Regions from separate parts of the Homo sapiens genome. Here region 2 is linked to region 1. A link is a contact called in ENCODE Hi-C or POLR2A ChIA-PET data. All regions are on one chromosome and are shown on one strand. The core of a region is the stretch at or near the end of the contact, and the rest is flanking DNA. Distances in the headings are between cores, read along the strand shown.

What was found. A loop is a pair of places that touch in the nucleus more often than their neighbours do. ChIA-PET counts read pairs that join two places held with the same protein, here RNA polymerase II (POLR2A). Pooled maps may share reads with other maps.
Region 2: a pooled map shows a loop between it and region 1 (2.7-fold over the local background). The contact joins two enhancer-like sites. A Hi-C loop is called at or near these places in 6 of 168 maps with a recorded cell type or tissue (CD14-positive monocyte, CD8-positive, alpha-beta T cell, GM12878 and 3 more), 29 of 37 single-sample maps with no recorded cell type and 11 of 50 pooled maps. POLR2A ChIA-PET finds 5 or more read pairs at or near these places in 11 of 52 experiments (CD4-positive, alpha-beta T cell, CD4-positive, alpha-beta memory T cell, GM12878 and 8 more).

The regions. Positions count from the first base shown.
Region 1 is chr3:46,910,994-46,915,540 of GRCh38, forward strand. No RefSeq gene overlaps it. Among named protein-coding and RNA genes, the nearest start is that of PTH1R, 36 kb to the left of the region's middle. Within about 2 kb of position 2,963, at least 2 of the 41 ENCODE cell types and tissues checked have a DNase peak (open chromatin) inside an H3K27ac peak, as active enhancers do.
Region 2 is chr3:46,958,035-46,962,725 of GRCh38, forward strand. All of the region lies in intron 1 of CCDC12 (coiled-coil domain containing 12), which reads right to left. Among named protein-coding and RNA genes, the nearest start is that of CCDC12, 16 kb to the right of the region's middle. RefSeq lists enhancers at 2,432-2,531, 2,579-3,080. Within about 2 kb of position 2,282, at least 17 of the 41 ENCODE cell types and tissues checked have a DNase peak (open chromatin) inside an H3K27ac peak, as active enhancers do.

The DNA of each region.
Region 1 (4,547 bases), core at 1,713-4,212:
GGGGCACGATCTCGGCTCACTGCAACCTCTGCCATCAGGATTAAAGTGATTCTCGGGCCTCAGCCTCCCAACTAGCTGGGATTACAGGCGTGCGCCACCATGTCCAGCTAATTTTTGTTTTTTTTAGTAGAGATGGGGTTTCACCATGTGGGCCGGGCTGGTCTTGAACTTCCGACCTCAGGTGATCCGCCCACCTCAGCCTCGTAAATTGCTGGGATTACAGGCATGAGCCACTGCACCCAGCCGATAGGAAGTTTAAAAGTACAGAGAAGTCCTGTGTAACATTCACCCAGTTTCCACCTGGTTACATTTTCCATAGCTGCAGTACAATATCGAAACCAGGAATCTGACATTGGTGCAGTGTGTATAGTTCTATTCCATTTCATCGGGTGCATAGATACAGGTAACCACCACCACAATCAAGATACACAGAGGTATTCCATCACAACCATTCCAGAGATCTCCTTGGAGCCACCCCCTTTAGAGTCACCTGTCCCCACCATCGCTAACCCCTGGCAACCACTAATCTGTTCCCCATCTCTATAATTCTGTCACTGTCAGAATGTTACAGAAGTGGAACCATACAGTATGTGACCATTTGATACCTACTGTTTTCACTCACCATAATGCCCTTGAGATCCATCCAAGCTGTGGCAGGTGTCAGTCCTTGGTCCTGTTTTATTGCTGAGTTGCATTCCATGGTACGGATGAACCCGAGCTTAACCTGTCCCCTATTGACAAGACCTTTTCCCTAGCCTTTGGCAACCTACAAATAAAGCTGCTATGAACATCTGTATATGCATTTTTGTGTAAACATTCGTTTTTATTTCTCTGGGATAAATGCCCAGGAGCATGACTACTGGGCTATATGATAAGTGTACGTAAAGTTTTTAAAGAAATGGACAAACTATTTTCCAGAGTGGGTGTTCCATTATACATTCCCACCTACAATGTATGAGATTCAATTTTTCCACTTTCTTGTCAGCGTTTATCACTATTTTTATTTGTTCGAATACGTGTGTAAAGATATTGTGGGCCAGGCGCGGTGGCTTACGCCTGTAATCCCAGCACTTTGGGAGACCAAGGCAGGTGGATCACGAGGTCAGGAGATCGAGACCATCCTGGCTAACGGTGAAACCCCATCTCTACTAAAAATACAAAAAATTAGCCGGGCGTGGTGGCAGGCGGCTGTAGTCCCAGCTACTCAGGAGGCTGAGGCAGGAGAATGGCGTGAACCAGGAGAATGGCGTGAACCAGGAGGCGGAGCTTGCAGTGAGCCGAGATCGCGCCATTGCACTCCAGCCTGGGCGACAGAGCGAGACTCCGTCTCAAAAAAAAAAAGATATTGTGATCTTTACTGGTATATCCGTAATGGCTCGTAATGTTGAACATCTTTACCATCTGTATATCCTCTTCAGTGAAATATTTCTTTATGTCTTTTGCCCACTTTCTAATTGTTTTTTTGTTTGTTTTGTTTTGTCTTACCGTTGAGTTTGGGAGTTCTTTATGTATTCTTGATATAAGTCCTTCTTTATTTGATTTGCAAATATTTTGTTTGTAGCTTTTCATTCTCTTAACAGGGTCTTCGTTGGAGCAAAAACTTTTAAGTCAAATTTATCAATTTTTTTCTTTATGGATTGTGCTTTTGATCTCAGGTCCAAGAACTCTTGACTGAGCTGTAGGTCCTGAAGGTTTTCTCGTTTACTTCTAAAATTGCATAGTTTTACATTTTACATTTAAGTCCACAGTACAGTTTGAGTTAATTTTGTATAAGATCTGAGGTTCAGGCTTGGGTTTTTTTGTTTGCTTTTTTGCCTATGAATTTCCCTTTGCTCCAGCACCATTTGTTGAAGACTGTCCTTCCTCCAATCAATTTGTTTTGCACCTTTGTCAAAAATCAGTTGGTCAGCCTGGGCAACAAGGCGAAACCCCATCTCTACCGAAAATACAAAAAGTAGCCAGGTGTGATGGTACACACCTGTAGTCCCAGCTACTCAGGAGGCTGAGGTGGGAGGATCGCTTGAGTCCGGGAGGTTGAGGCTGCAGAGAGCTGAGATCTCCCCACTGCACTCCAACCTGGGTAGAGTAGAGCAAGACCCTGTGCCCTGTGTCTCAAACAAACAAACAAACAAAAAAAAAAAAGTTGGCTGTGCTTGTGTATTGTCTTGTTGATCTGCCTCTTTTTCCACCAACACCACAATCTTGACTGCTATTACTGTAAAGTAAGCCCACAATAGGTAGTGAAATGAGTAGTATTCCTTACGCTTTTTTCTTCTAGTTAAAAATTGTTCAGCTATTCCAGTTCCTTTGCCTTTCCATATACATTTTAGAATAATCTTTATATCCAGAAAAAAAATAACTGGGCTTTTGGTAATAGTTACATTAAACCTATCAATACTCCATTGAAACACCTGGGCTTGGAGGTTTTTCAAGGCTTTAAAATAATAAATTCAATTTCCTTAATAGTTATAGAGCTATTTAAATTATCTATTTCATCTTGGCTGAGGTGTGGTATTTGTGCTTTTCAAAAAACTGGCCCCTTTGAACAACCTGTGGAATTGATGTGGGTACAGTTATTGACAGTGTCCTCTTCCTGTCCTTCTGATGTCTGTGGAGTATGATGCCCTTATTTCATTGCTGATATTCGTAATTTGACTTCTCTTTTCTGTCAGTCTTCCTAGAGGCTCATCAATGGTATCCGTCTTTCCAGCGTTTGCCAGTCTCTTTGCACACCACTCTTCCCTGCACCCTGTAGCTCACTGCTGGCTGCATTCCCAGGATCTTCTACCTTCCTCAGACAGTCTCAATTCATTGGCAAAGTGCCCAGCTTAAAACACCCATATCCGGTGCCTTCACGGCTGCTGACACAGTCATGGCCAATGCGAAGTGAAGACAGGTCTGTGGACAGGGTTGGAGCCAGGGTTTCCTCAGCTGGCCTGCCCTTCGCCCTTCTCCTCCTAACGGTACCTCGAATCTGTGATGGGGCAGAAGCTCCCATGAGGAGATGAGGATGGCAACTGGGGAGACAGAAGGGACTCACATCCCTGGTGGCCTCAGGGAGCCATGGTACCACCTTGGACTTAACACAAGACAATAAAACCCCTTCTTGCTTAAGCCCAGTCGTGGGTGACTGCCAAACAGTCCCGATTCCCATATCCACTCCCCGCTCCCGGACTGGTTTTTGCTCAGCATCCCATCCTTTAGTTCTTTCAGCAAAGATCAGTACATGGTAAACACTTAGTGTCATAAGCTTGGAAACGTCTGTCATGCCCCTACTTATGGTAACTGAGCAGACTTGACATTTGTTTCCTGAGCACTTAGGAAAACTGTCTTCTGGTATCTATTGTTGATGAAAAGCGAAACTAATTCCTTTGTAGGTAATCTCTTAAAATTTTTACATGTAGCCTGTTGTTATTTTTTCCCTTTAGCTTCGATGTTCTCATCTAGAACACTGGAGTCAAACTGCAGATGTAGTAAAACTGCTCTTAAAAAAAAAGAAAAAATAGGCTGGGCACGGTGGCTCATGCCTATAATCTGAGCACTTTGGGAGGGTGAGGCGGGAGGATCGCTTGAGGTCAGTTTGAGACCAGCCTGGCCAAAATGGTGAAACCCTGTCTCTACTAAAAATATTTAAAAAATGGCGCGGGCTCACGCCTGTAATCCCAGCACTTTGGGAGGCCGAGGCGGGCGGATCACGAGGTCAAGAGATACAGACCATCCTGGGCAACATGATGAAACCCCCTCTCTACTAAAAATACAAAAATTAGCTGGGCATGGTGGCGTGTGCCCATAGTCCCAGCTACTCAGGAGTCTGAGGCAGGAGAATCTCTTGAACCCAGGAGGCGGAGGTTGCAGTGAGCCAAGACCGCACCACTGCACTCCAGCGTGCCGACAGAGCAAGACTTCATCACAAAAAAAAAAAAAAAATTAGGCACGGTAGCACACAGCCACAGTCCCAGCTACTTGAGAGGCTGAGGTTGGAGAGCTGCTTGAGCCCGGGAGGCGAAGGTTGCAGTGAGCTGAGATCGTGCCACTGCACTCCAGCCTGGGTGACAGAGAATCCATCTCTAAATAAAGATAGATAGATGATAGATAGATAGATAGATAGATAGATAGATAGATAGATAGATAGATAGAAAAAAAAATAAGCCTGTGTGTTGAAATACAGCATATACAGCAAGTTGTATAAAAATAAATACATATAGAGAATAAATTCCCATCACTCAAGCCAAGAAAAACACTTTGCCATTATCTCAAAGGGCCCCACTCCAGAGCTAACTACAAGCCTGAAGTTGACGATCACCACCTTGCTCTTCTGCCCTGGCCTTACCACCTGCGTGTGTCCTTACATTGTCTCACTCCGCCTGTTTGGAACGTCACACAAATGGCTCATACTCTATTTCTTCCGTGACTTGCTTCTTTCAACATCTATCCATTTGTTGCACATGACTGTAGCTCTTCTCACAGCTATGGAACATCACACTTTCAGAATGACAACTTATTATTACCACATTCTGGCTTTGATTTAGTGTGTGTGTGCACACATG
Region 2 (4,691 bases), core at 1,032-3,531, 46 kb after region 1:
AAAGGCTAGAATGTAACAAAAGCCCACCAAGAGTTTGGCCTAGGCCTTTCCTGAGCCTTGAAGCACGACAAGATAACGAAGAATTCTTAACAGGATCTGTTTAGGATTAAATAAGTTTTATTGGCGGTCTGAAGAAACTCCCCAGGCCTCCACAAACAAGTTTATTGGGAGACTAAAAGGAACGCCCCAAACCTCCATGATTTAGCAGGAGACAAGATAAGGGTAATCACCCCAGCACCTGGACCCATTATATTAAGTAAACTTACTGAGGGTCCAGAGGAAGGTCTTCAGGACTCAGATCTTAGTTATAGACTAGAAGAAGTTAATCATTTAAGTCTTTAGATGAATGCACATTTACACATAGATGTATAGCTTAGAAGATATACAAGCTCTGGAAAACTTTGTAATTTTGAATTGGTCTGGTGATAATTTCCAGGCCTTCTCCCTGTAACCAGCTGCAGAAATAAAAAAAACTCCCTTCTCTCCCAGTTCATCTGCATCTCGTTATTGGGCCAAGGGAATAAGCAGCCCGACCCTCGGTTTGGTTCTGGAACAAACGCATCCAGCACTTTATAGAGCTCAAAGTTGCGTTACATTCCATTGTTCATCCAATCCCCAACGAGAACCCAAGATAAGGGCAGGGCAAAGGTTGTGATGCCCACTCCGCGAAAGGAGGAGCTGAGACTCGGGATGTTTGTTAAGTGTTCTATGAGCTTGGTCCCAGCATCCTCCCCAACTCTCCTGACCACCACAAAGGCCAGTCACTGATGTAAGCCAAGGCCCTTACCTGAGCTAGGAGCCATCTCTCCATTCCCTCCATGCCAACACACAGCTGAGCATGAAATATACCAGACCCCAGCATCAGGCACCCCAGTATGAAATGCAAAATTCTTTACAAGTCAATTTCCAGGCAAGTCAGAGGTTTACACAGCAACAAAATGTGCTGAAGCTCCTAGACTAGAAGCTATTTTAACCTCTGGTCAGCTGCTTCTTGGAGTGTCACAATCTGAGAAGTAAAGGTAAGACAGCTGTCTGCTCTCTGGTGTGATCTACAAGTGATAAAAATCCTAATTAAACCAAATTTAAACAAGTCAGAACTGGCACATTTTTTTGTGGGGGGAAATACTGCTTCACAAGGTCTTATCCCCACCTACACACACTTCCTTTAGCTACAAAGCGTTTTTAAAAATCCACATGCTCAGCATATGGAAAGGTTGAGAAAGCAGAACCACATGAGGAGTCAATACCCAGCACTAACAACTGTGTACTGTGGTACTCTGGGCCAGTTTAGCTTCTCAGAGCTGCAGTTTCTTCAACTGCTAGATGGCATGACTTAAGGGTACGCATGTGAGTGACAGCCCTACACTGTGGCTGGCACAGAGTACGTCCTCAGTCAGTAGGCGCCAACCACAGTGATGATGATGGTGGAGCCTGAGACTCTCACCTGTGTCTTCGGGGTGAGGCCCTCTCATCCCGTGACAAAGGGGTCACATAACAGATCCCCACATTCATGCCTTGTTCCTTCCCTCAGTTCACCCAGAGCAGCCATCAGTGTCACCCGGAGGAAGCCCCAGCCCTTGCCCTCGAGCTACCACAGTTGAGAAGAGCAGACCCTACACGTGTGCAGAGAATATGAATCCAAGTCAGAAAACGCTAGCCAGTGTGGGGGGACAGGGAGGTGGCAAGGAAGAAGGGCCTTCCACAGATCATCTTCCCAAATTCAGACCACCTCCATGCCTGCCTGTTCTGCTCCTGCCCCTCCTCTGCCTAAAATCCCTCCACCTCTTTCACACCTGGAAACAGCTATCACTCTCCATGCCATCCACTCAATCCCTCAAGTGTTTTCTCAGCACCTCTACCAGCTCAGGCTCTGTCTTGTGAGTTATGCAGCCTGGGACAAAGCCCAAATGGGGACACTACTCATAAGCCAACCAATGAGATAAAGCAGGGTATGTATATCGATACTGGGTTGAGCGCTCTCCTCCACGCGACATGCATGCAAGTGTTGTCCCCCATCCCCTGTCCATGCCCTCCCTCCAAGACACTGACAGCTCTCCTCTGCCCCTCCTCCGTGGATGGCAGTATACAGTATTATACCTGGGGGTACACAGATCAGCCTTCCCACAGGGCCCCAGCCTGACCGTGCTTGAGGCAAGGGCCAGCCTCACTGACCCCATTTCCCACCCAGGCTCTGTGCACAGAGAGGCCTCAACAATAACACTTGTAACAGCCAGATGTGGAAACTGACTCCTCACCCCAGACACAGCCCAGCATTCACTCTCACTTCCTACATAGATGGAAGCTGCCTGAGTCATGGACTCCTGGGCCCAGGACAGGAAAGTCCTGCTTTAACCAGATGATGTCAAACACAGGTGCTTTTTCTTCAGGATTCAAATTACCCTGCAAGAAATCTAGTGGTGCCCTGCCCTGAAAACAATGGGAGGGGGGCTGTCCTTGAAAGGACAAATGTTTTCTGCTCCAGCCACTCACATTTTCTCTAGACAGAGCAGCTCTTTAGAGCCCTGAATCAAAACAGCCCAGGAGTGTGGATGTTACTGCCACAGGGCACCGTTGCCGAAGCAACTGTTTTTCCTCTTGGAATTCTTTCAAGGATACAAGCTGTTGCTTCCCTCCAAAACAAAACCAGGGAGAAGCCAGGGCCCCAGAATTTAAGGGAAAGCTCCGAAGGAAGGAAGAGGGCCAGGCATGACTGAGCCTTATCAAGCTCGCTATGGGGTCTCCCAGATCTCCGAACAACTGGCTTAGAAACAGCAAGTCCGTCTCAGCTGCTGAAGGTGTATGTGTAGGGAAAGGCAAATTGTGGGTATGGAGGTATAAAGGTGGTGCTGCTTATGTGTGTTTTGAGGTGTGTATGAGATATGTATTGGTGTAAAGGGGTTGGGGTTTGTAGGTGTGGGTTGGGGGCATGTGGAGGGGTGCTGTGGAGTGTTGGAGGTGTGCAGGGAATGGGAGGGTGTGGGGAGAAGGGAGGTACTATTGTGGGGGGAAGTGTGTGGGGTAGGGCCTGGGGTGTGTGGTGGTGTTGTGAGGTTAAGGGAGTGTAAGGAGGTGGGATGCACTGTAGGCAGGGGGCTGGGTGTGGAGAGTACATGCTGTATGTGCATGTGTATATGCGCTGGAGGTGGGTTGGAGGTATGTGGGATAGGTTACAGAAAATATTCCAAGATGATATATGAGACATCTTCTCCAGAAACAAAAATATGAATTGCATTTCATTTCTGTATTACAATTCTTAGTGCTACAGAATCACATGCTGCTCCCAATGTCTGCAGGGTCAATGGAAGAGCCAAAAACCATTTAAAACATACAGCCCCAGTTTGAAACAACTGACCCTGAAGCAACTATCGGAGGTAACACATATTTCTAGTCAGAACACCCCTGGCTCGGTAGGTCCAGAGTATGGACAGAGTCTGGCTAGCAGGTCAGGAGGCCAGCACTGGAGGGCCTGGCTCAGCAGGTCCTTGTCTTCCCTGGGAGTCCATGTTGTCTTTTCTCTAGTGCACAAAGCCTAAGGGGCTCAGAGTCACAGGACGCAGCATACCCACTACAGTGCCATGGGGCACCCAGGAAATGTCTGAATGTTTTGTTAAAATAAGTTTAAGAGTTGTCTCTGCCTACAAGGAACTGCCTGTCCACTGAAGGGGTGGCATGAATTGGGACTTAGAAGCATGAAAAAACAAATATATTTTAGCAGCTACCACTGCTACTACTACTACTACTATATGTACAATGACAATTATCAGGATGTTATGGAAGGTTAACAGCATGATCATAAACAGTGCATGCCAATTAAGTCACGGGAAACTCTTCTAAAACACAAATGTCAAATATCAAATAGTGCCAAGTCACTGATACCCATATGGGGAGAAAAAGAATCTTGATCCCTACGCACACCACACAAAAGTAAATTCGAGATGGGTTAGAGGTCTAAAGGTTAAAGTAAAACAAGCAAACTTCTAGATTATAACATAAAAGAATATCATCTAGACCTATATGTAGGCAACTATTTCCTTAAACAGGCCACAAAAGATATTAGAAAAAAATGATAAACTACATTAAAATTAAGAACTACTATTCGCCAAAGAATTCAATTTTGGGCCAGGTGAGGCGGCTCTCGTCTGTAATCTCAGCACTTTGGGAGGCTGAGGGGGGTGGATCATCTGAGGTCAGGAGTTCAAGACCAGCCTGGCCAACATGGTAAAACCCTGTCTCTACTAAAAACACAAAAATTAGCTGGGCATGGTGGTGGGCACCTGTAATCCCAGCTATTCAGGAGGCTGAGGCACAAGAATTGCTTGAACCCAGGAGGCGGAGATTGCAGTGAGCCAAGATTGTGCCATTGCACTCCAGCCTGGGTAACAAGAGCAAAACTCTATCTCAAAAAAAAAAAAAAAAAAAAAATTTAATTTTAAGAGCCTGAAAAGTCAAAGCCAAGGCAGGCAGAAGAGATAGTCACATCACATACACAGAACAAAGGACACATAAGGAACTTCTAGAAATCAATAGGAAAAACAGGCAACTGAATAAAAAGGAGAAGAGGTGAAAGACATGAACAGGCACTTCACATAAACATATGAAAAGATAATCCAACTTCATTAGGTAGGAAATACAAATTTAAACCACAAAAGGATGCCACTATACCTCCACCAGCCTGGCTAACATGAAAAAAA